Regions from separate parts of the Mus musculus genome. Here region 1 is linked to region 2. The links are chromatin loops, found by intact Hi-C in ENCODE. Cell type or tissue: left cerebral cortex. All regions are shown on one strand. Each heading gives the region's core, and the rest is flanking DNA. Links, peaks and the distances in the headings are about the cores only.

Evidence for each region. A loop is a pair of places that touch in the nucleus more often than their neighbours do. Peaks named below come from ENCODE experiments on the same cell type or tissue, not always from the same donor. Only the 100,000 strongest peaks of a DNase experiment are listed, where the experiment ranks them.
Region 1: it touches region 2 in a loop (10-fold over the local background); 2 of 42 quality-filtered maps call a loop at or near these places.

The regions. Positions count from the first base shown.
Region 1 is chr17:71,610,579-71,623,091 of GRCm38, reverse strand. Wdr43 (WD repeat domain 43) reads right to left here and starts at 6,877. Exons shown (of 18, transcript NM_175639.1): 1 at 6,607-6,877. The coding sequence starts at 6,831. It overlaps Gm30091 (a long non-coding RNA gene), which reads left to right and starts at 9,708. Exons shown (of 3, transcript XR_385737.3): 1 at 9,708-9,748; 2 at 10,169-10,352. In left cerebral cortex, for the core only: no CTCF peak of the experiment used is centred there; DNase peaks (open chromatin) are centred at 6,248 and 6,943; H3K4me3 peaks cover 1,936 bases; H3K27ac peaks cover 589 bases.
Region 2 is chr17:72,827,681-72,839,691 of GRCm38, reverse strand. Ypel5 (yippee like 5) reads right to left here and starts at 3,064. Exons shown (of 3, transcript NM_027166.6): 1 at 2,901-3,064. In left cerebral cortex, for the core only: CTCF peaks have their summits at 1,338 and 3,471 (motif pointing left); DNase peaks (open chromatin) are centred at 1,332, 2,171, 2,404 and 3,232; H3K4me3 peaks cover 2,668 bases; H3K27ac peaks cover 1,889 bases.

The DNA of each region.
Region 1 (12,513 bases), core at 3,108-11,107, 1.2 Mb after region 2:
ACCTAAGTTTCTCCTTCCCATGTGGGCATAGCCCCAGTCTCCATTACAGGAGAGCTTCAAGCCAGCCCGGGTTATCTAAAACTCTGTCTAAAAGAAAAGAGCTGGGCATAGTGGCACATGTCTTTAATTCAAGCACTGACTTAGGAAGAATCTCTGTGACTTCAAGGGCCAACATCATCTACATAGCAAGTTCCAGAACAGGACGGGATAGCCAGGGGTGCATAGTAAAAGCCTATCTCAAAAAATAGAACAAAAAATTTTTAAAGATTTATTTCATGTACGAGAGTACACTGTTGCTGTCTTCAGACACCAGAAGAGGGGCCATCAGATCCCATTACAGATGGCTGTGAGCCACCATGTGATTGCTGGGAACTGAACTCAGGACCTCTGGAAGAGCAATCGGTGCTTTTAGCTGCTGAACCTTCTCTTCAGCCCAAATAAAATTCTTTAAAAAACAAAAAACAAACATAAAAACAGACCTCTTTTAATATACCTATAATCCCACAGTTAAATCCTCTCTCTCAGAAGGTTGGGGGGAAATCAAAGAAAACTTTCCTAAAATATATTCACTTAATTGGGTGGTGGTAGCACACACCTTTAATACCAGCACTCAGGAGGCAGAGCCAAGTGGATCCCTTAGTTCAAGGCAGAGTGATCTACAGAACAAGTTCTAAAACCAGGGCTACACAGAAAAACAGTCAAATAAAATAAAATAATCTAAACCAAATCATTTACACACTAAAGTTTCTCAAAGTATAAAACAAAAATTGTTCCAAATATGCTTTACCACAGATTTGTTTTTAAGGGAAAAAAAGGTTAAACAGTATTATCAAACCCTTATTTGTCTCACCTTCAGACCTATCTCTAGAAGCAATACCTCCCACTTTAATGGTACTTAACTCTGGTGGTATATGTATTTCATAAGAGTGAAGAAGTATACACCCCATCAAATTACAAATATATCAAAATACATGACTTCAGGTTTCTGTACAACTTCATGGATCATTCACTGGTCTACAGCTAACGCTATTTAAAACACTCAACCCAGTGCTGGAGTAGGGAAGATAGAAAGAGCATGGGCTACTCAGTTCCACACCGGCCTGAGCCAATAAATAAACCCATCTCAGAAAAAAGAATGTTATTTGGAGCAGGGCTCAGGGTTAAAGCATTTATGTAGCAAGCTCAATTCCCCAGCATGCGCGCGCACACACACAAAAGTAAATCCAACTACACATATCTACCCACATTCAACATGGGAAGATCACCAGGTCCACCACAGATCGCATCAACCAAATCAGTAATTTGCATGACCAATGTGCCCTTTAGTAAAAGACAATGGCTTAATAATCATTGCCTGTATGCCTGTATATAAGTGCCCCAAGAGGCAAGGTATATCCTTTGTGCTCTAGCGATAGGCATTTGTGAGCCACCCAATGAGGGTGCTGAGATCCAAACTCAAGCCCTGTGACTAGGCCATAAGTGCTTACTCCCAATTCCTGTGTTACCTCACCACCCCCAAATCTAATGTTATAAGAACAATTCCACCCAAATAGTCCTGAATCCAGGTTGGCACTACTGATTCCAGCTCCATTCTAATACCATGCTCTCTAAACTTTACACACACTTTTCCTCCAGAAATCTCTTGCTTCTCTTAAGTTGGACTGTGGGGCTGGAGAGATGGCTCAGCGCTCTCCAGAAGGTCCTGAGTTCAAATCCCAGCAACCACATGGTGGCTCACAACCATCCGAAATGAGATCTGATGCCCTCTTCTGGTGTATCAAAAGTGTACTTACATGTAATAATAAATAAATCTTAAAAAAAAAAAGTTGGACTGCGCAGGACCAGTCAATCCTGAGCTGTCCATCTGTCAGTCAGTTATTCCCTCTAAAGAACGTAATACCGACTGTACATATAAAGCTTAAGGAATGAGAAAGGTTGTTGGTTCAAGAATCTGTAATGGGAGATCTGCATGAAGGCACTAGGAGTGAAAAGTCTTTACTAACGTCTTACTACTTTATTAAGACTGATTTCTTAGAGTAAAGAGATTTCCAACATGAGCTAAGCAAGAACCACCAAAAGCCCATCGGATCCAGGGCATCAGAAAGCCGAGGCAGCCACACACGTGTGATGTCAAAAAGCCACAAACTGAGGGCAAGGATTTAAAAAGCATAACCGGGCGGCTGGAGAGATGGCTCAGCGGTTAAGACCACTGAGTTCAACTCCCAGCAACCACATGGTGGCTCACAACCATCCCTAATGAGATCTGACGCCCTCTTCTGGAGTGTCTGAAGGCAGCTACAGTGTACTTACATATAATAATAAATAAATCTTTAAAAACATAATCATAACCAGACAAGCAGAGTCTGACTGGTCCTGTCAACAATTACACAACGGCTTTTCAGAATGAGACTGTAGAGAGTTTGCATAACACATGGAGGCCCAAACACACTCAGGGATACAACTAAAACATGAAGGTTTCAAAAACAGATCTGGGCGTGAGACACTCAGCAAACAGAGGCAGGCCAATCTCTGAGGCCCATATCGTCTACAAAGTGAGTTTCAAGGATGCCCAGGGCTGTTCCATAGGGAATCCTGTCTCAAAAAAAAAAAGTTTCACAGGAAAACTTATCCTCACCATTCCATTCTATCTCACGAAACACTATTAATAGCCTGCTAAATCTACTTCATGACCCACTAATGCATCAAACCAGCCTTAAAAACTGACCTTAGACACTGAAAATTATGTTCAATTATTAGTAAGTAGTTTTAAAGTCCATTTTTGACCCATTTTAATGGTATTTACTCTGGCATATGTATTTCATAGATAAGAGTGAAAATACATACATCTCATCAAGTCACAAATATATCAAAACAAATGTTCTTCTACCAATAGAACCTGATCTGTAACCTTTACCTTCTGTCTTAGGGCTTCTATTCCTGCATAAACATCATGACCAAGAGACAAGTGGGGGAGGAAAGGGTTTATTCAGCTTACACTTCCACATTGCTGTTCATCACCAAAGGAAGTCAGGACTGGAACTCAAGCAGGTCAGGAAGCAGGAGCTGATGCAGAGGCCATGGAGGGATGGTCCTTACTGGCTTGCTTCCCCTGGCTTGATCAGCCTGCTCTCTTATAGAACCCAAGACTACCAGCCCAGAGAAGGTACCACCCACAAGAAACCCTACCCCCTTGATCACTAATTGAGAAAATGCCTTACAGCTGGATCTCATGGAGGCATTTCCTCACATGAAATTCTTTTCTCTCTGATAACTCCATCTTGTGTCAAGTTGACACACAAAACCAGCCAGGACACCTTCCTTTGAAATATTAAGTACTTGAGACCTCCAGACTGTCAGGAATACAGCTGAATTGTTGTACTGTATCTCCAGAGAGGGTACTGAGGAGAGCTTAAACTTTTCCTAGCAATTTCACCAGTGTCTCAGTTGTGCTCTAATGCATTCTAATACCTAAAATGCCCATCCTTCAGTTAGGTCCTAGGCTGTGTTTATTCATGTTTCCACAAAGCATGTGGAAGTGAACTATGGTCCCAACATCAGACAGGGTCAGACTTCCAGGTTTTATTACCAGAGGATGAAGAAAAACAAGTTTGAGAGAAAGATAGTGGGTAGCAACAGGATCAATTTCTAGGTGGCTTAAATGTGTGGCTCTAGCCTGCTACTAGCATAACAGGTTCAATACAAACATAAACCAGAGAAGCGCTAAATCGATCATGGCATAAACTTCAAGGTATTATGATCATTCTAGAAACAGGAAAAAGCCTTTTAAACATTTATGAAACACCACTACAACCTATTATTCAAGAAACACAGTATAACTTTACCTTTCTCTACTGGTAGAGTACCAAACATTGTCCTTGTAGCAAATTGCCCATTCCTAAACCAAGGGCAGGACACTCAATATGACTTCATTCCATTCAATACAGCACTGCATGAGCACAGGAGTCCAGACAGAACAATAACCACTATGGACCAAGTCTCACCATAACAATCATTTATGTGTTATTACCTCATTTAATCCTAAGAGCTCTGGAAGCAAGATGTCTACGCTGGGCAGTGGTGGCGCACGCCTTTAATCCCAGCACTTGGGAGGCAGAGGCAGGCGGAGTTTGAGGCCAACCTGGTCTACAAAGTGAGTTCCAGGACAGCCAGCTATACAGAAAACAAACAAACAAACAAACAAACAAACACAAAAAAAAAAAAACAAAACACATATGCCACCAGAGTAAGTACCATTTAAGTGGGAGCCACTGCTTCTAGAAATAGGTCTGAAGGTGAGACAAATAAGGATTTGGGGGAAAAAAAAAGATAGTATGTCTACTAAATCCCATACCAAACCATACCAATGTACTGGGAACGTGGGCTTTATAATAACATCCATTTTATGTGTCACACTTTAAACACTTAAAAATGTAAAACAGGTTTAGTATGATGATCATCTGAATACTTAAAATACCAGGGCACACAATCCAGTGAGCCCCAAAGCGGAGTTTGAGCGGCTGCCACAAACTCTAAGCCACACACTACCTGGACCTGTAAGCCCACCCCAGCACCAAGCAGACCAGTTAAGTCTACCGCTGAACTGGAAAAATGCTGCTTCCGTGAGTCACATGCTCAGGATGGGAACTGACAGCTCTGCAGCCATCCATGATGAAGTGCAAGGGTAGGAGTTCACCGTGTAAGGGGCTAGGCTGGGATCCTAGTGCTACCGCTTGTTAGTGACCAACCATGCCGTTTAGCTTCCTGAGCCCTGACTGCTTTTCTAGCTCTGATTTTGTGGTACTATTGATTCAATCCAGGGTCTTTCATATGCTAGGCAAGTTTTCTATCTTTGAGCTACATCCCAGCCTAAGTCTGTTTACTAATTCCCAGACATTTAGTAGTTGCATAGCAGAAATGGCAACATATAGATAAAAAGAAAGTGAAACTTACTGGCACTTGAAAGCAGGGCTTGCTGGGGACTGCACCGGCACTCTGGGGATGCTAACCACTGGGCACATCCAATCCAGCACACCACTTGGGAACCAGGACTCGGGTCATCTTGTCACATAAAGTTGCTTTAATTTGAGGAGCTTTGTTGAAAAGTTAAAGTTGGGCTCCTTTAAAAATGGTTGTATCCCTACTGTATCACAGTGGATGAAAATCTCCAAACCGCTATTTTTGAAATTTGGATTTTGTTCTGGGACATAGAAGATTGGAAATGAGTATCTAATACTATCTGTTGAGGACAACCAAGAACTTCAAAGACACGAGTTCCGAGTCTAGTTCCTGTTGGCCTTTATTGAAATTGCTTGCTTTGACATACCTTGTGGACTAAGGACAAAAATACAAGATACTAATACCACTAGTAATTAGCACTTCACTTAAGGCGCTATACACTATTCTAAGTGATTATCCTCATGTTATAAGTAGGGAACAAAAAACACAATTATTACAGAGGCTGGACTCCTACTTTTACAGCCTGGCTACAAGCACTTAGCTAACTGCTCTCTCTGTATTTCTGAGTGTTAGTAAGTACTCTCACCACTTTACAGGACTGTTAAGTTAAAAAGAAAACTGTATAAAGTTAAAAAAAAAAGTGCAGCAGCTCTAATGCTGACAATTACATAACTTTCACAAATCTGATTATGTTTGACTTATAGGGCCTCATATCTGCTCTTTGTCACCAAGAAAAGCTGGAATCCGGTAAGTAGCTAACCACTGTCACACAGAGTATAGCAACTTAGATAAAATAAATTTATGTGAAAGTTTACTCTTGGGATGGGAAGGAGTAAGCTATCCCAACAACTTTAACATCAGTGACAGCAAAACGTCACATATTTTAGGATACCTTTTACACCGGTTCCAGATTTTTGCCTGCCGACTGCCTAACCACGTGCGTGCCGAGATCTAACCGGGTGAGTCAACAGTGAGCAGCATTTACCTGACAGCGAAAAGGATTCCCTAACTAAGCAGTTTCCCAACTACGAGAGAAAAAAAAAAAATCACCAGGACCTACATCATATGCCCTACTCTATTTCACTGTACCTCCGCTGAGAAAGAAGGGAACTTAGAAATGGAAAAGAGTTTGTGGGACGACGAATCCCACAACCTAGAGGCAGAAGGGAACACGTGTTGAACACGCATCCGAGCCGAGGGAAGGGGCTCCCGGAAGGAACTTAACCTAGACGTGCGCATTCCAAGTGCCCAAAGCAAAACCAATACCGGGGTCCGGGATGCGGAAGCGCGAGACGGTCCTAAAGTGCGCACCGGGTAGCTCTGATGGGGACCCAGGCCTGGGAAGTCTGAGGCCGCCCCCCGGGGGAGCAGAGGCTTCGATGAACATGGCGGCCCAGAAGCAGCCGGGGTGCAGACCTCGTGGAGACCGCGGGATCGGGCCGCACCCTCCCGCAGCCCCCCTCGGGCCAGGCCGCACTTTGCAGCCGCGGCGCCGGCCCAAGCGCGCCGCCGGCCCGGCTCCGCGCCTCCTCTCTCCCGGGACGCCCCGGGCCACGCGCGCCAGGGGTGCCACGCGCCTCGCCGCCCGGCCCGGGATGCCGCAGCCCGGCAGGAGGTCCCCGTCCCCGTCGCCGTCCCCGCTCATCCTACCTTGGCCTGCAGCCGTGCTGGCGCCCAGGCCAGGCAGGTGCAGGTACCGCTGAGGTGCGCGGAAGGCACGTACTCCTGGTGCAGCCGGTTGTTGGCGGTCTCCCATACTCGCAGCTGACCGTCACTAGAGGCTAAAGCGAAGTAGGCTTGACTGTCCGGCGAGAAGGCGCAGGGGACCCCCGCCGGGGCCAAGGGGTCGTAGCTACCGCCGCCTCCGGCCGCCATTGCTGCTCTGGCTCCGCGGCAGCCACGTGTTCGCCCGGGCGCAGGCGCACCGGCGCGGGGTGGGGCCTGCAGGGAGGAAGTGGGGCGGAGGGAACGCTGAGAGCCCAAGAAGTGGCTGGTCGTGACGCAGGCCAGCGTTTAGCCGGGCCCACCCTGTGGACGGTGGCTCAGTGGGGTCCTTCTTAACTTGTCCTGCGAAGGAAGCGCGAGGGGAAGTGATTTGCATACTACCGAGCCAGATCCTTCTTTTAAAACTACGTCCTATGAAACAACTAGACGAAATGTTTAAAAGAAATATTTACTTACATCTCCGAGATTGTAACAGCTGTTTCCATGTTTCTTTAGTCTCTTCGAGGACGTGGCCATGTACGTACAATAATTATCCAATCATAGTTCTATCAAAGTTAGAGTTGGGGCTTGAAGAAACAAGATGCCTCTTTTATCTGTGTTAACACACAGAGATACTATTGGACAAGAGAGGAGGTCAAGTTGGGTGTAAATAAAGAATCCGGGCGGTGGTGCCTCACGCCTTTAATCCCAGCACTTGGGAGGCAGAGGCAGGCGGATTTTTGAGTTCGAGGCCAGCCTGGTCTACAGAGTGAGTTCCAGGACAGCCAGGGCTATACAGAGAAACCCTGTCTCAAAAAACAAAAAACAACACACACACACACACACACACACACACAAAAGAAAAAAAAAAAAAAAGAAAAGAGAAACCAAACATATATTCCCATCTGGATGTGTGCCTTTTAATCCCAGCACTCTATCTGAGGCAGACGCAGGCACGGTCTAGAAACTGAATTCTATAACATCGAGGACTATAGGGAAACTGTCTCCAAAAGATAAATGATAGATAGATAGAAGAAATTTTTTCCTTATTTTATTGGTTCTTTTTTTTTAATTATTGGTTATTTTGTTTATTTAAATTTCAAATGTTACCCCCCCCCCGGGTTTCCTCTCCTAGAACCCCCATCCTACCCACCTCCCCCAGGCTGCTTCCTCACCCACATGCACACTCCCGCCCCACCACTCTAGCATTCCCCTACGCCGGGGCATCATGTCTTCACAGGACCAAGGGCCTCCACTCCCTTTGACGACAAACAAGGCCATCCTCTGCTACATATGCAGCTGGAGCCATGGGTCCCTCCTGTGTACTCTTTGGTTGATGGTTTAGTCTCTGGGAGCTCTGATGGTACTGGTTGGTTGATGTTGTTCTTCCAATGGGGCTGCAAGAGCCTCTCAGGAGACATCCATATCAGGCTCCTATCAGCAAGCACTTCCTGGCATCAGCAATAGTATTTAGGTTTGGTGGCTGTATATGGGATGGATCTCCAGGTGGGGCAGTCTCTGGAAGGCCTTTCCTTTAGTCTCTGCTCCACTCTTTGTCCATGTATTTCCTTTAAACAGGAGCAATTCTGGGTTAAAATTTTGAGAAGGGTTAATGGCCCCATCTCTCAACCAGGGACCGTGCCTAACCTCTGGATACAGGTTCTCTCTCCCCTTTGTTGGGTAATTCAGCTAAAGTCATCCCCCTTGGGTCCTGTAAACCTCTTGCTTTCCTAGCGTCTGGGACTTTCTGTTAGCTACCCATCCCCGTTGCTACATGCCTATGTTCAATTTCCTTACCCTCTATAGATCTCCCCTGCTCCTCCCACACCTGTTCCTGCACCCCCCCTCTTTTCCTCTTCCCCTCCTACATTCCTCCCAAGTCTCACTCACCCTCTACCTCCCATGATTATTTTGTTCCCCCTTCTAAGTAGGACTGAAGCATCCACACTTTGGTCTTCGTTCTTCTTGACCTTCATATGGTCTGTAAGTCATATCATGGGTATTCTGGGCTTTTTTCCTAATATCCACTTATCAATGAGTATATACCATGTGTGTTCTTTTGTGACTGTGTTACCTCACTCAGGGTGATATTTTCTAGTTCCAATCATTTGCCTGTGAATTTCATGAAGTCATTGTTTTTTAATGGCTGAGTAGTACTCCATTGTGTAAATGTACCATATTTTCTGTATCTTTTCCTCTCTTGAGGAACAACTGGGTTGTTTCCAGTTTCTTCTGGCTATAATAAATAAGGCTGCTATGAACATAGTGGAGCATATGTCCTTGTTATACGTTGGAGCATTTTTTGGGTATATGCCCAGGAGTGGTATAGCTGGGTCCTCAGGTAGTACTATTATTGAAAGACTCCGAGAGGAGCCCCTCGCTCAGGCCTCGGGACAATAGCGGACACATAAGAACTCACAAGAGAACAAACTTGATGCAAACCACATTAGGCTTTATTTGGGGAAAGCCAGAGCTCTGGGGACGACTCATATCCCACACAGGGGTAGAGGAGTCACCTCCACGGGAAAGAGGTCCCAGTTTTTATAGGCCCTCAGGGGAGAAAGGAAAAGGGAGAGTAGGAGATTTCCAGATCTAAACAATGTCTATCAATGGGTATGGGAGGGGTACAAGGAAAGAGTCTGGTGCAGGTGTAACAACTCCGGATTGGCCTGGCTGTGGTTGCTGGGGGAGATTTTTCCGACTCTTCCCCAGCAGCCAATATCACAAACACCTGGCAATGGGCTTCATCAGTGGGCACACACATGGGTTCAAAGAACAGTCAAAACATTGGCAGACACACGGGTTCAAGGAGTGGCCAGAGCATTGTGCACCTCTATTTTTCTAAATCAGTGAAGCTAGTTCTGCTAGCAATGAAATCTATCTTGCCAATTTCAGGGCTTCTGTGACCTTTTACATTCTGTCAGGATCTTTCACTATGTCCAATTTTCTGAGGAACTGCCAGACTGATTTCCAGAGTGGTTGTACCAACTTGCAATCCCACCAGCAATGAAGGAGTCTTCCTCTTTCTCCACATCCTCGACAGCATCTGCTGACACCTGAGTTTTTCTTATCTTAGCCATTCTCACTGGTAAGAGGTGGAATCTCGGGGTCATTTTGATTTGCATTTCCCTGATGACTAAGGATGTTGAACATTTCTTTAAATGCTTCTCAGCTATGTGTGATTCTTCAGCTGAGAATTCTGTTTAGCTCTGTACCCCTATTTTTTAATTGGGTTATTTGGTTCTTTGGAGTCTAATGTCTTGAGTTCTTTGTATATATTGGATATTAGCCTTCTATCAGATGTAGGGTTGGTAAAGATCTTTTCCCAAATGGTGGGTTGCTGTTTTGTCCTATTGACGGCGTCCTTTGCCTTACAGAAGCTTTGCAATTTTATGAGGTCCCATTTGTTGATTCTTGATCTTAGGGAATAAGCCATTGGTGTTCTGTTTAGCAAAATGTCCCCTGTGCCCGTATGTTCGAGACTTCTCCCCACTCTCTCTTCTATTAGATTCAGTGGATCTGGTTTTATATGGCGGTTCCTGAACCATGCGGACAAACAGAAGTATTGGTTACTTTCCTCCCTCCAGCAGAGCTTTCCACCCTCCCTTCTCTGGGAAGCTACAGTGAAGGTCTGAAAGACCTCCGATACAAAGTAAGAGTCCATCGTTAGGAAGCCCAACCTCCGATACAATGTAAGTGTCCATCTAGGAAGCCTAACCTCTGATACAATATAAGAGTCCATCATGTTAGCAAGTCCGTCCTCCATAACCTCACACTCACTGCCTCCCCTTTGATTTCTTGCCTTCAGTTTAGCATGTTCCTCATTTCCTCCACTTTCTGGCATCACAGTTCCTTGGGGCTTTTTTTCTTCCTCCATAAAGCTTAGCCACCATTCACGTGCTAGTGGTCAAATGTTTGTATGCCTCCAAACTTTGTCTCCCACCGCCCCCGAACTTAAATTTTCAATTCCGTATTCAGCATCTCCACATGGATATAGTGGTGAATTGAATAGTGTCACCAAAAAGCACGCGTCTGAGTTCTAATGCTGTTAACTGTAGGTGTGGCCTTAGGCTTTGCATATGTAATCTGGTTAAGAATCTCAAAATAATTTTATCTGAAGTAGTTCCTAAACCCAGTGACTAGCAGCCTTCTAAGGAAAAAAACAAAACAAAACAAACAAACAAACAAAAAAAAAAACAGATGCCTGGCAGTGGTGGTGCACGCCTTTAATCCCAGCACTTGGGAGGCAGAGGCAGTTAGATTTCAAGAGTTCAAGGCCAGCCTGGTCTACAAAGTGAGTTCCAGGACAGCCAGGGCTACACAGAGAAACCCTGTCTCAAAAAAAAAAAAAAAAAAAAAGGAAAACAACAACAAATCAGATGAACATTTACATGGGGGTTAGAGAGATGCACAATGAGTGTGAAGACAGCCAAAAACTGAATTCTAAACACACAAAGTGTGGTAGTAGTACATGCCTTTGAGTCTAGCAGCAATGGATGAATCCCTGTGAGTTTGCGACTTGTCTGGTCCAAATAGAGAATTCCAGGACAGCCAGAGATCCTATCTCAAAAACAAACAAATCTGAAAGAAATTGGAGAATCAGGGCTGGAGAGATGGCTCAGTGGTTAAGAGCACTGACTGCTCTTCCAGAGGTCCTGAGTTCAATTCCCAGCAACCACGTGGTGGCTCACAACCATGACACAGACAGTGTGCTCATATTAGATAGATAGATAGATAGATAGATAGATAGATAGATAGATAGATAGATAGATCTTTAGAAAAGAAAAGAAATGGAGACTCCTCCCCTAAGGGCTGGGCATGTAGCTCAGTATACAGCCAGTCCAGTACTGCCAAGAACTTGGTTCAGTCCTTGGCACTGCAAATAATATTTCATAATAAAATTCTTTCCTGGACTTTTTGAAGAGAGCATGGTCATATTAAGGCCTTGAACTCCTGTCGTCCAGCATGTGAGAGAACACATTTCTATTGTTATACTGTCATGCCTATGGTAGTCTATGGCAACAGCTCTAGGAAATGAACATAGATTTCCAATTAATTTTTCTTTTGGCGGGGGTGGGGGTGGGGTGAGTTGTTTTCACAGACAGGGTTTCTCTGTGTAGCCCTGGCTGTCCTGGAGTTCACTCTGTAGATCAGTCTGGCCTTGAACTCAGAAATCCACCTGCCTCTGCCACCCAAGTGCTGGGATTAAAGGCGTGCAAGCCACCACTGCCCAGCTTCCAATGGATTTTTTCAAAGTCAATACATCTAAGTCAATCCCCACTTTTGGAGGTGTTTACTATGTGGCAAAAAGTAAGTCTTTAAAACTGATAGATTGGGCTGGAGAGATGCCTCAGAGGTTAAGAGCACCAGCTGCTCTTCTAGAGGTCCTGAGTTCAATTCCTAGCAACCACTTGGTGGTTCTCAACTGTCTATACTGACATCTAATGCCTAATTCTGCCATGCAGGTGTACATACAGGCAGAATACTGTGTGTGTGTGTGTGTGTGTGTGTGTGTGTGTGTGTTTTAAAAAGATGGACTACAACAATCCCTAAAAAATAAGAAAAAAGGACTAGAAAAGTGGCTTAGTGGGTAAGATAACTTGCTGTTCTTGCAGAGGACCTGGGCTCAGTTGCCACTACCCACAAGATGTCTCACAACAGCCTGTAACTCCAGTTCCAGATGAACTGGTGCCATCCCTGTACTTCAAGGTCACCTGCAAGTATGATACATTTATATACATACAATCAAAACACCCATGTACACGAAATAAGGGAGAAGGCTGGGCATGGGGGGGCACACCTTTAAAATAAGGTACTGCATCACTGAAGTCAAACCAGAATTCATCCATCCTT
Region 2 (12,011 bases), core at 213-8,212:
CCATAAAACTTTGAATAGCTAGGATAATTATCATAGCAATAAACATTTGATGCTACTGCAGTCTCATTATTGTCACAGCAATTTGTAACAAAATTCTAACAAAAATTACACAGGAAAACAGTTGCTTTTATAAAATCTATTTTTTCCCCTTTCTGTGATACTGGAAATCAAACCAAGTACCTTGTGCATGCCAGGTAAACACATACCACTATGCTACATGCCCAGCCCATTTTTCTTAGTTTTGTACAAAATGTCAGCAAGAGGCAAGTTTCAATGACACACGTTATCCTCTTACGGTATCAGTTCACTCTGCTGGGTCAAATGATGTCCTGCTTATGGGGCTGAATCTTCATTTGAGAGTAATTTAAATTGTGTGCCTTGTCTTCTAAGATAATGCCTTATTTTATGTTTTGTTAAACAACTTCCATGCTGACTGGATTTCTAGAATACTGCTTAGTCATCATTAGAAAAGAAGACTAGTCACAGAACTCAGCAGTTAGTTCTAACATGAGTCAGCATGTAATTGGAGTTGGTCATCTCCCCAAAAACTACTTGGCAAGACAAACACGATCCCTTTGTCTGTTGTGACACATCACCAAAAGCTTCTTACAGACTGAAGTACTAAACAGCAAATTCACATCTAGTTAACAGTTCCAAAATTATGAACTTGTTATCACACAGTAGTACCAGGAAAAGTTTTAATTTACATAACTATCAAGGCACTATAAAACAAAAGCTAGTCTAGAAACAAATATATTCAGGACTATCTTTACCTCTCACGAACATATATTTAGGGCTAGTTTCATGTCTTGGGCTTTTTTCAGTGAAGTATCAAGTTTAATTTTTCATAGTGATTGGTTCCTTATTTCCTATTTAAAAACATTCTTATTACACCTATTTAATTATGTGGGCAACATGGAGACGAAGACAGCTTTGTGGAATAAGTTCTCTTTTGACCATGTGGGTCCCTGGGTTAAAACTTGACCTGCAGGGAAAAATCTGTACTGAACACGGGGCCAGATGAGGGTATAAGACAGCCATTTAGCACACCTGTAATCCTGACACCAAGGCAAGGAGTTCAAGAGCAGCCTGGCCTGGGTGTGTAAGGCTCTTCTGGGAAACAACTGCATTAGTTCTTTCCAAAGAGCACAAAATACCTTGTGCTCTAGCACACTCTTGCAACACACACACACTCACCCCAAATTGTACATATTCCATCTTCTTGCTAGAGTCAATGCTCCAGGGATGGTTTTCCTAAGCCTTTCTGGCCAACAGCAACCCATAGGCTTTTCATTTTCTAGGCCCAACATCTGTTCTCCTCAGAATACTTCCTACTTCCTCCTCCTGGTGTCTCCCTGCCCCATCTTTGAACTTCTGTAACACTCATTTCATAACTTACCAATATTTGGTCCTGCACGGTTTCTCGATTTCATTGGTCTGTAACCTTTCACTAAATTGGGAGTCCAGAGAGAATTCCCCTCCTCTGGAATCTCCTCCTTACCTAGTAAACTGTAGGTACATATGCGATTAATTCTTAGTAAAACAACCCATATCAAGGCACTTCACATCTGGCACAAATATGCACCCAAGAAGATTTCGACTTTTTCTATGTTGTAATGCAGTTGCAATCCCGCCTATGGGGCTATGCAAAAAAAAAAAAAAAAAAAAAAAAAAAAAAAAACCGATCTGATAAGGTCGGTTGACCTGAACCAGCCAAGTTCAGTTATTTTCCAAAAGCAAGGCAAGCCTGAAATTACTTTCAGATTTTCCATCTGTCAAAAGCCACCAGAAATAAAAATCCTCAAGATTTCCAAGAGGGCTCTGGAAACAGAAACAAAAAGTTTAAAAATAAAAAATAAATGAGTCGCACACCTTTCCTTCCTGTCACTCCAAAAGGAGATCAGTCTGGCGTCCGGATGAAACAGACCTGGGTACTACTGCGGCTTCCCACTCCCGCTGGCAACACTCAGGCTTCCTACCAACCTGCACAGCAGCGTGGAGTAACGGGGTGTGCAGGAGCGTGCCCACCGCAGCCAGCAGGAAAGAGCCTCCCGGTCCGCTCCCCGAGCAGCACCGGGGTCTGCGCCAAGCCGACCGCCCGCAGCCGGCCCAGCTGATCGCGCCCACGTGACTCCCTCCAGCCAATCGCCCGGCGCAAGGCGGAGCGCGCGGCGGCGGCGGCGGGGCCTCCTCGGCACAACAAACACAGGCGGAACAGCTGGGCAGGCGCGGGCGACCGGGCGCTCGGCACCCGCAGGCTACCGGGCAGTGTTCCCCACGCCCAGGGTCCAGAGGGCAGCGTGATAGGGGCTAGCACCGACGAGGCGGGCACGGCCCACAGCCCAGACACCCGAGCACGAGTCGAGCCTCCGGAGCGGCGGGGCGGGCGGGGTGCGAGCGCGGCCCTGGAGCGCGGGCCCGCGGGCCGGCCCCGAATCGGAGCCCGGGCGCGCCCCCGACGCTGCGGCGGGGACGGCGGCTGTGGGGGCGGGGCGGCCTAGGAAGTGGGGGTGTCACGGAGAGAGCTGTCTGCGGACCGGCGGCCCAGGCGACAGGCGCCGAGGGCGGCGGGCGGGCGGGGGCCGCGGGTCGCTAAGGGGGTCGCGGCTGTTGTGGGCTCGCGGAGCGCTCCGCTGCGCGGCGGGGGCGGGTCGGCGGCGGCCGCCGCGCCACAGCCTCACAAAGAAGGACCGCCCGGCCCGGCCCCGCGGCCCCACGGCCCCACAGTCCTGAGAATTGCCCTGGTGGCCCGGCCAGGACCCTGGACGAGTGGAGAAGGGGAAGAGGCACTTCCTGCCTGGGCCCCCGCCCCGGGCCGCTCCCCGAAGGCTTCGAAGCCGCCGGCCCAAGGGCTTCGAGCCCCAGCCGACTCCGATCCCGGCGCCCACCGCCGTACTCACCGGCGTGCTGGGAATCGGCGCTGCCAGCAGCTCTTCGCTCCTCAGCTGGGTCGAAGCCCACCTCGGCCTCCCAAGTCTTCAGGTTTAGTCAGGCCTTGGCCCCGCCTCTCCTCGGTCGGGCCTCGGCGTCAATCACCGGGCGTGGCCCCGCCCTCCCTTCAGGCGGCTCTCCCGGTTGGCCCGCAGCGCCCTTCATTTCTAGGCTCCGCCCCTCTCCCTGGCACTCTGCCCCTTCCGCCGGGCCCCGCCCCTTCTCGGGCTCGCCCTCCCCCCACCCTTGCCCGCTTACACTCCGCCGCCCACCCCACCCCGAAGCCGCAGCGGATGGGCGGACTCCTCGCCGCTCGCCCCGCCTCTAATTCGACACCTTGCATCCTTACGGCCAATCAAGGAGGCTAAGTCTGCCTCCTCGGCCGAGGCGGCCAATGTAGTGAGAGTGAGGACCCGCCCCCCACTCCCAGCTGAGCGCACACAACACAGCATCCACGTGAGTCAGCTTCTTAAAGGAGACGCCTCAGCCTTGGTAATTGCGGCAGCTGGGACTCATTGCCCGTCATCGGCGTCACCTGCTGGCGGCTGAGGCCATAGCTTCCTGATAGCCAAGGAAGCCTAGAAGAAGCGAAAACAAGAGGCTGTTTTCTAGTCAACGCTGGTATTGAGGTTAAAGGGCTACCTAGGTTGAAATGCCCGTTTTACCATCCCATCAGGCCACTTTCTCTTGGCTTACACGAATTGCCTTAAACAAATCCCGAACTCTTTGTGTCTCGGTATATAGGAATTCATTGTAAACAAGGTTTTTTTCAGCGTGCTTGGTTCTATTTACAAACTTTCCAAGTTTTCTCTTCTCTTCCCTCTCTCTGTTTCTGTCTCTATCTCTTTGTTTTTCGAAACAGGGTTTCTGGACAGCCTGGAACTCACTCTGTAGACCAGGCTGGCCTCGAACTCAGAAATTCGCCTGCCTCTGCCTCCCAAGTGCTGGGCTTAAAGGCGTGTGCCACCACGCCCGGCCCAAGTTTTCTCTTGACCGTTGAAGTAATTCTCAAAAACTTAAGTCTTTTATGTGGAGATCAACTGTCTTGTTGAAAAAGACAGCTGTCCCCTTAGCCCTCCCTCACCATGTTTAAGATAAGTTGGAAAATTTTTGCCATTCCGTTGGCTTTCCCAGGTAATTAAATCTCTGTTGGCTGTCCATAAAGATGACAGAAATACCTCAAAATATTTCATGTATTAAATAAACATAAAATATATAAATTATACACATATATATATACTAGCACTTGAAATTTGTAGCATAGAATATGTGTTCTGACAAAACCCTGATACTTAACCCTAAATCCTTCAGTACTTTTCATTCATTTATAAAATAAAGAGTTACTGTGGCCTGGTTTTGTAGAACATGCCTTTAGTCTAGAGTGAGTTTCAGGACAACCAAAGCTACATAGTGTCTCGAGAAAACAAAACAAAACAAAAAGCTACTCTGACCATCAAAGATAAAAGACTATGTTTAGATTAAAGAGAATTTTGCTGGAGGAAAAAAAGCATTTTGGGGTATATTGGGAGATTCTTATAATCCCTTTATTTTTATTTAATACAAGACTGTTAAACTTAGAGCTGTGTACACTGGTCTATAGCTATTGTCATGACACTCTGGAAAGCCGAGGCAAGAGCATCAGGAATTGCTACAGTGACTGACACTGTCTTAAATCAAGGTACACATGTATTCCAGGAAAGAAAGTACAGTGCCTCATTTCCCCCCAGAATTTGGAAACAAGGCCAGTCTCATACATTTTAGGCAGTACTCCACCACTCAGTTCCATCGCCCTCCCTCTTTCTGAATACTAGATTGAGACACATTCCACCTTTAATGCCCATGTTTGTCTCCAGTTTTCCACTGTCCTGCTGCTGCTCCCGAATAGCTGGCTTACAGATTTGTGCCACCAACCCTAGCATGCTTTCCGAAGACTTCAGTTCTCTGCTGACAATTTCAAAATGGGGAAGGGTGGGGACACAGTGTACTTCTTCTAGTTTTCTTCTTCTTCTTTTTTAATTTAGCCACAATCAGTCATTTTTAATTTTAGTGTGTGTGTGTGTGTGTGTGTCTTCATATGTACATGTTGCTCTGAGTGCTGGAGGAGGCTGGGAAGGTTGTCCTATCATCTGGAGCTAGAGTTGCAGGCAGTTTCAAGCCATTCAACATGGATGTTAGTGATCTTGGAACTCCTGTCCTCTGTGAGAGCATCAAGTATTCTTAACCTCTGAGCCACCTCTCCATCTCTGATCATTCTTTAGTGCCAAATGTATTTTTATCCACAAATTATAGACTCGGGCACTTCAATCAGTCTCAGATGGTAATCTCTGTTCTTTTCCAATGTCAGAGGGACATTGGATGGATACAGAGAACTCTCTAGATCTTGAAACTCAGCCTGTCCTAAATGGAGCCTGTATCGCCTTTCAACAGCAGAGACGTTTCTTTAGGCCTTGCCTGTCACCACTTTCTTATGTCTAGTGGGCTATAATCCAACCCTGCCCTGTTCTTGCTTCCTACTGGCACCACCACCTCCTTTAACTCCTTAAGTTGCTGCAGATAAGCTGAACTGTTGGTATCTGTTAAATAAAAATTATAGGAAGCTTTGTTTGAAATTAAGCTACTCCACTAGTCCAGACTTTAAAAGGTGGCCAGAGGTGTGTATGTGTCACTCACACTACTGTTTCCACAACAATATTGCTTTGTTTTCCTCTGTTTGGGAGTAGGGGGTCCGAGGGGAGGGGGAGGGGAGTGGGTTTGGGGTACATGATGTGAAATTCACCAAAAAAGCCAATTTTTAAAAAAAAGGATTAATAATGCTACAATTGTACATTACCAAGCTAAACAAAGTTGGTTTTTTGACCCTCAGAAATTGGAGTTAGCTAGTTGGGTGGTTGTAGTGCATGCTGTTAATCCCAGCACTCGGGAGGCAGAGGCAGGCAGATCTCTGAGTTCAAGACCAGCCTGGTCTACAAAGCAAGTTCCAAGACAAGCCAGGGCTACACAGACAGAGAAAGCCTGTCTCAAAACAAAACAAAACAAAACAAAACAAAACAAAACAAAACAGAAAAAATAAAAAAGAATTGCTGCCAGATGTGGTAGCATAGCCTGTGCACCTGAGCTTGAAGCTGAGTTCTGGGCTAGTCTGAGACCCAGTCTCCAAGCAAATAAACTGGAGTCAGAGAGGCTAATTTCTGTTGAAATAATGATGAAGTTCCCTTTATCTTAATCAAAACATGAACAAAGGTAACCTGATATTAGGAAATGACTTAGTATTGGGTATTTTTTTTATAATGTATGGTTTTTGCTTTGTTTTGTAACCCCGAGGATCAAATCCATGGCCTCTGGATACGAGGCAAATGGGCTTCTAAGTTATCTGTTGGTTCTGTCTCCTGCCCACACCCTAGAAAGAAAGTAACTCATCTCATTTTTTATTTCTGCTTTTTGCAGTCTCTTCAGTTTTTTTTGTTTTTTGTTTTTTTAAGCGAAACTCTTTTCTTTTTTGATTCATCAGAGTACTCATTCTATTTTATGGAATGAGGTCTTTCCTGACCTAAAAATTAAAGCCATTTAAGCTCTTCAGGATGAATTTGTGTCCATTTGTCGTCTGTCAGGTTGATCTTTACAAATGATTGTAGTCTCACATTCAGTACCCTAGCTTATACCCCAGAAAACAGTAGCTCTAGCCCAGTTACCACATTTATTCACGTGTGTCCTTCCCCTTGGTTTGTGTTAATATCACATCCTTTCCCCCCATCCATCTTGCTGCCTGAAGCCAGGATGGAGCAGGCATTAGGGCTAAGAGCTGAGAAGAGTATTGATTCTGGGAGCTGTGTGCAGAACAGCCTGGACTGCTTCTTTGTTTTATTATTGTTTTGTTTTGTTTTGACTTCAGCGAATGAGAATAGACAAGTTCTTTTAGGGGTGATTGTCAGTTCACATAGCTATAACAAAAGTATTGCGCTGGAGATCAAGGTCAGAGGTTTGGCATTTGTCTAGCATATACGCACACAAAAGTGGGTGGTGAAACACACATACTGTTGACTTAAATGGCAAATATCTATTTCACACAATTATGTAGGTGGGAAAGGTCAGGTCAAGGTACTGGTAGACCTTATGTCAGGTGAGGACCTGTGTCTTAACTTATAGGCAGTCAGTTCGCATTATTCCCATAAGGTCTAGATATCTCATCTTTTCTTAGGTTACTAATTCCACCCATGAGGGCTCTCAATTACAAAGGGCCCCACCTCCCAATACTGTCAAATTGGGGCGACAAGAATATTCAGTCCGTGACAGGGACAAACATTTATTTAATAATCCTAAGTTAATAGTGACTAAAAATATTATTTACAGTTGTAGATCTGCCACTTTAATAAAAGCTGTCACAAAGGTGACATAAAATTCAACCACATCTTTAGACTGCACAGATCTATGAAGTACTCAAAATCATGGACCAAACATTTATTATTTAACTTTTATACTTGTGGCAAACTGTGTTCTTCTTGTTTAGCATTGTGAATATGTATAATTGGGTGTGCATATGATTAAAATAATAAGAAAGTAAATGTATAACATAATCTACCAATCTGAATAGAAAACCACCCAAATATTCCTTTGTAGCCAACCTCTCCTTCCTTTAGACCCCATACAAGGATACTTCAGAGCCAGACAGTGGGGGCATACACTTATATTTAATCCCAGTACTTGGGAGATGGAGGCAGGCAGATCTCTGTGAGTTCAAGGTCAGCCTGGTCTACAGAGTGAGTTTCAGGACAGCCAGGGCTACACAGAGAAACCCCATCTTGAAACAACAACAACCAAAGATACCCCAGGCTGTAGCCTGAAGCCCTTGAGCACTCTCATTTTTGTGACCTGCTGTTAACTTTGATAGTGTATCCCTCTCTAAACTGTACTATCACTTTGTTTCCAATAAAATTATCTTGATCATTTTTCTAATATGTATGTGTGAGCTGTTATTTTCAGTTCTTTGGATAAGAGGTAAAGAACACAAAACCTAGATCCCAAATATTGGTACACAATCAGTGTTAAATACTTAGCTAACATCCCTAGTCTAATTGCATGCTATGTAAGTATGGCTGTTATTTCTTATTTCTGTAACTCTTGATGATGAAGCAATCAGAGTTCCTATGTTTTCAGTTCTGTCCACAGAACAGAATGTTAAGTTTTCCTCAGAGTCTGTCAAGCACATGACTGATTGGTTTCTTGTGTGGTTCACCTTGAGTGGAATTCTGCCAGTAGTTTGATACAATTTTCATCATGAAATTGAAAAACAGGATATTCAGCTTCTTTCAAAAAACCCATCTGAACACAAAAAGTCAATAACAAAGTCCTACAGACATTTAAATATGAATTCTAGGGGCATGGTAGGGTAGGGGCATGGTAGGGAATGTCTAGTGTCCCAGCAAAGGTAGAGATTGGGAGTTTTGGACCAGCCTGGACTCTGAGTCTGTCTCAAAATAAAAACAAATCCTGGAACCATGGCTGTAGCTCAGCAGTTGAGTAATTGTCATGCATACTCAATTCCCAGAAAAGAAGATCCTGTCGGTGAGATTACTACACTTTAGTGACCATATTACCAGTGGCAGTAAAGAAAATGTACTTTGAAAAGAAATGAATTTCTCAGATACCACCAAGAAAAGCACCAGGCTAATCTATATGAACTGATTGATATTCCATGATATCTAAAACTATGTTTACAAGTGGAATCTGTATAGGATTATAAACATTGTCAGATCTGCTCTTTTGCAAAAAAGGCCACAATGTGCAATTCTATGTGTGCAGATGTCTAAATTATTCATATCCTTAACTTTGCCAATTAGAAAACTGTTATAATTACCATGGACATTTTAAAATTAATGTGTCCGTGGCTTTCATGGAGAAGAGGTTAAAATAAAATAAAAATATCAAGAAGCTGATGCAGCTTAGTAGAGAGCATTGACCTAGCACAGTAAAGGTTCTGGATTCTTAGACACACACACACACACACACACACACACACACACACACACACGCGCGCGCGCGCATATGTGCTCATGCACATGCACAAACACAAAATTTTCATGTGTGTTAAAAGCACCGCACAGTTAACATGGTTAAGGTTTAAGTAGCTGAAGTCCAATTTGAAGTAGCTGCTACATAAGAAAGATATTTTTAAAGTTATTTAAATTTTTTTAGATATTTATTTTATGTCTTAAGTGTTTTGTCTATATGCCTGGTACTGGTGGATATCAGAAGTGGGTGTCATATCCCCTGGAACTGGCTTTATGAATGGTTGTGAGTCAGTCACCATGTGGGTGCTGAGAATTGAACCTGAGTCCTTTGCAAAAGCAACAGTGCTCTTAACCACTAAGCTAAGTTATTCTTTAAATAGGTATAGATCACCTTTGCATCCCAAGATCCTGCCTCAGCTTCAGCCTCAGCTCTGGGATTACAGGTGTGTACATATACCTGGCAAAAGCAAATGTGTTGGTCCATATCAGGGGAGAATGGGATGGGTGGTTTGAGCTAGATTTAGGGAACTTAGAAGAAGCCAAGGCTGGCTGGCTCTATATGTCTTTTTCCTGACACACAGGCTTAAACTTCTGTACCATTCCTGCGGCAGCTCCGTGTTTGACTTCATCTGTATGACTTCCTTACCAGAAAAGAACTTCTTTCTCCTTCATGTTCCATTTTAGAAATGGTTCTGCTTGCTCTCATGTTTCAGAGACCAATCACCATAGCTATGGGTAAAGAGGCAGTATCCATGACTGACAGTCACCGTCCTCCATACTGTAACATTGGAGTTGAGAATGACATTTCCCGAAATGAAGGTGATTCTGCTCTGGACAGACAAAGCTATGTGTTCGTATTGCTGACTTTGTTGGAAGCTTCATGCTAGCATCTTTGAGAGATCCTAAGTCACTAATATGCCCTTAATCAAAGGCTCTGAAAGTCAGCAAACTGAAAACAATAAAGACAATATGAGAAACAGAGGCTGCAGATAACTAGAAGTGCCAGTGTAAGAAATTTGGCTGAACCAAAACATTTTACAGAAGTTTAATGACTTAATTATATATACAGCATATAGTTATATAAATTACATATATGCACATATAAAATATGTATACACACATATATAGTTTGTTATTTTTTTAATTTCAAAGATATGGGTCCTAGTACTCTGGGAGGCAAAGGCAAAAAGTCTCTAAGTACAAAGTCAATCTGTATTACATAATAAGGGCCGGTCGCAAACAACAAAAGCAGTCAATACAAAGGAGCTAAATTTGTTTTTCCCTTTTTCAGTGCTGGAGATTAAATCCAGGTAGGACCTTATATATACTCTACACCATGCTACACCTCTAGTCTTTTTGTTAGTTTCAGGCAGACAACGTCTTCTTACTTACCTAGGTTGGCATTGAACTTTAGACCCGTTTATAGAGTTCCTCCAAAGGCCTTTGTTTCCCCAAAGTTCATAATTATGTCAGTATTGTGAAAGAGGGGGCTCAACAGAGGGCTATTTATTCGTTTGTTTATTTCCCCTCTGTGCCTCTGTTCTCTGCCTTCACGGGCTTTGGAGGATGTGCATGCAGATGCTTCTTGGATGGGGATGTGGATAAAGAAAGAGAGCAATACAGCCCTTCAGAGATAGGCAAACAAACACTAAGCACACAGTGGAGTCCAACACCGATGCTTCTTTATCAAATCAGGAATAGCATTTTCTCTCCTCGGCACCATGCCCATTGTGCCCCACTGTGCTTCTGAGAAACCTCATGCTAGCTAACATGTACCAAGACCGACGGCTAGCTCTCCTCTGTCACAGCTCTGTCCCTGTCTCACTAGTGTAGCTTACTGTGTGCAGATGCCGGAGTGTGGATGGCCTTTGTCCCTCCTGGATGGGTCATCTGACGTCAAGGTGAACATGTCCCGGGCTTTTGCTGATGGGGCATCACATCCCTGTATACTGGCATGCGGTTGTTGCTCATTCCCCTTCTGTCTTCTCCTTTCTCCCTTCTCTCCCTCCCTCTCTACCCCCCCCCCCCATTTGTTTAGACTAGTACTCAATCATTGTGTTTACTTCCAAGAATTTATGGAGAAACACTAGGCTTTTCTTTTTCCTCTCTCTGTCTCTCTGTCTCTGTCTCTCTCTCTCTCTCTCTCTCTGTGTGGGGGGTGTGCCTTGAATGTAGAAAAGGCATACCTATGGTATGTAGTAATCTATATCATGTGAGCAAGTTGAAAAGGACAGGCAGTCTGCTAGTAAGGGCTGGGACATCTTAAGTAAAGCTCAGCTTGGTGACTCAAGCGCTTATCTCAGCACTTAGGAGGCAAAGATAAGAAGATTGCCAAGGGCTCTTGACAATCCTGAACTACAATTGTGAGATCCTGTGTAAAAAGAAAGAAAGAAAAAAAACCCCAAACTGGATTGGGTGTGGTGGTACACGCCTTTAATCCCAGGACTACGGAGGTAGAAGTAGGCAGACCTCTTGAGTCCAAGGCCAGCATAATCTAGAGAGTTCCAGACAGACAAGCCTACATAGGGTCAGGGGCCAGTCCCAGCAGTTGACAGATTTCCAAGAGAAAATAAGGAGTCTGCCAGGGATGAGTAAGTCAGATGCAATGTGTTTTTGACCTGGACTTTAAAAGCATGCCCAGGGGAATCTTGCTCTAACTGACTAGCAATCAGGTTGCTTCTTTATTTATACAGATTCACACAACAAAGACATACTCAGGATTTTCCAAGAAGTGCAGATGATGTCATTTTGTCTCCAGACATATGTTTGATTTTTCAATACATGTCTGTAGTTACAAGTTCTCTCACAATTAGAAAGTACAAATAGAACAGATCCCACTTTTATTATCAGCCCCATAACTCCAACTCAAAGAATCCAAAGAGTGTCTCTACCAAAGCAAACATATTCATTATATGACAACCTGCTTTTAGGCTGGCAGTGTTTGCAGTTTTAAAGTGCTCCAGACAAATAGAAACTATCTGAAGCGGTGTTTTTATGAGTAGCAAATATGAATTCTGAGCTCCTTCCACTTTCATCCTTTCATCATCTATGCTATTAAGTAGGAAGAGTTATTTT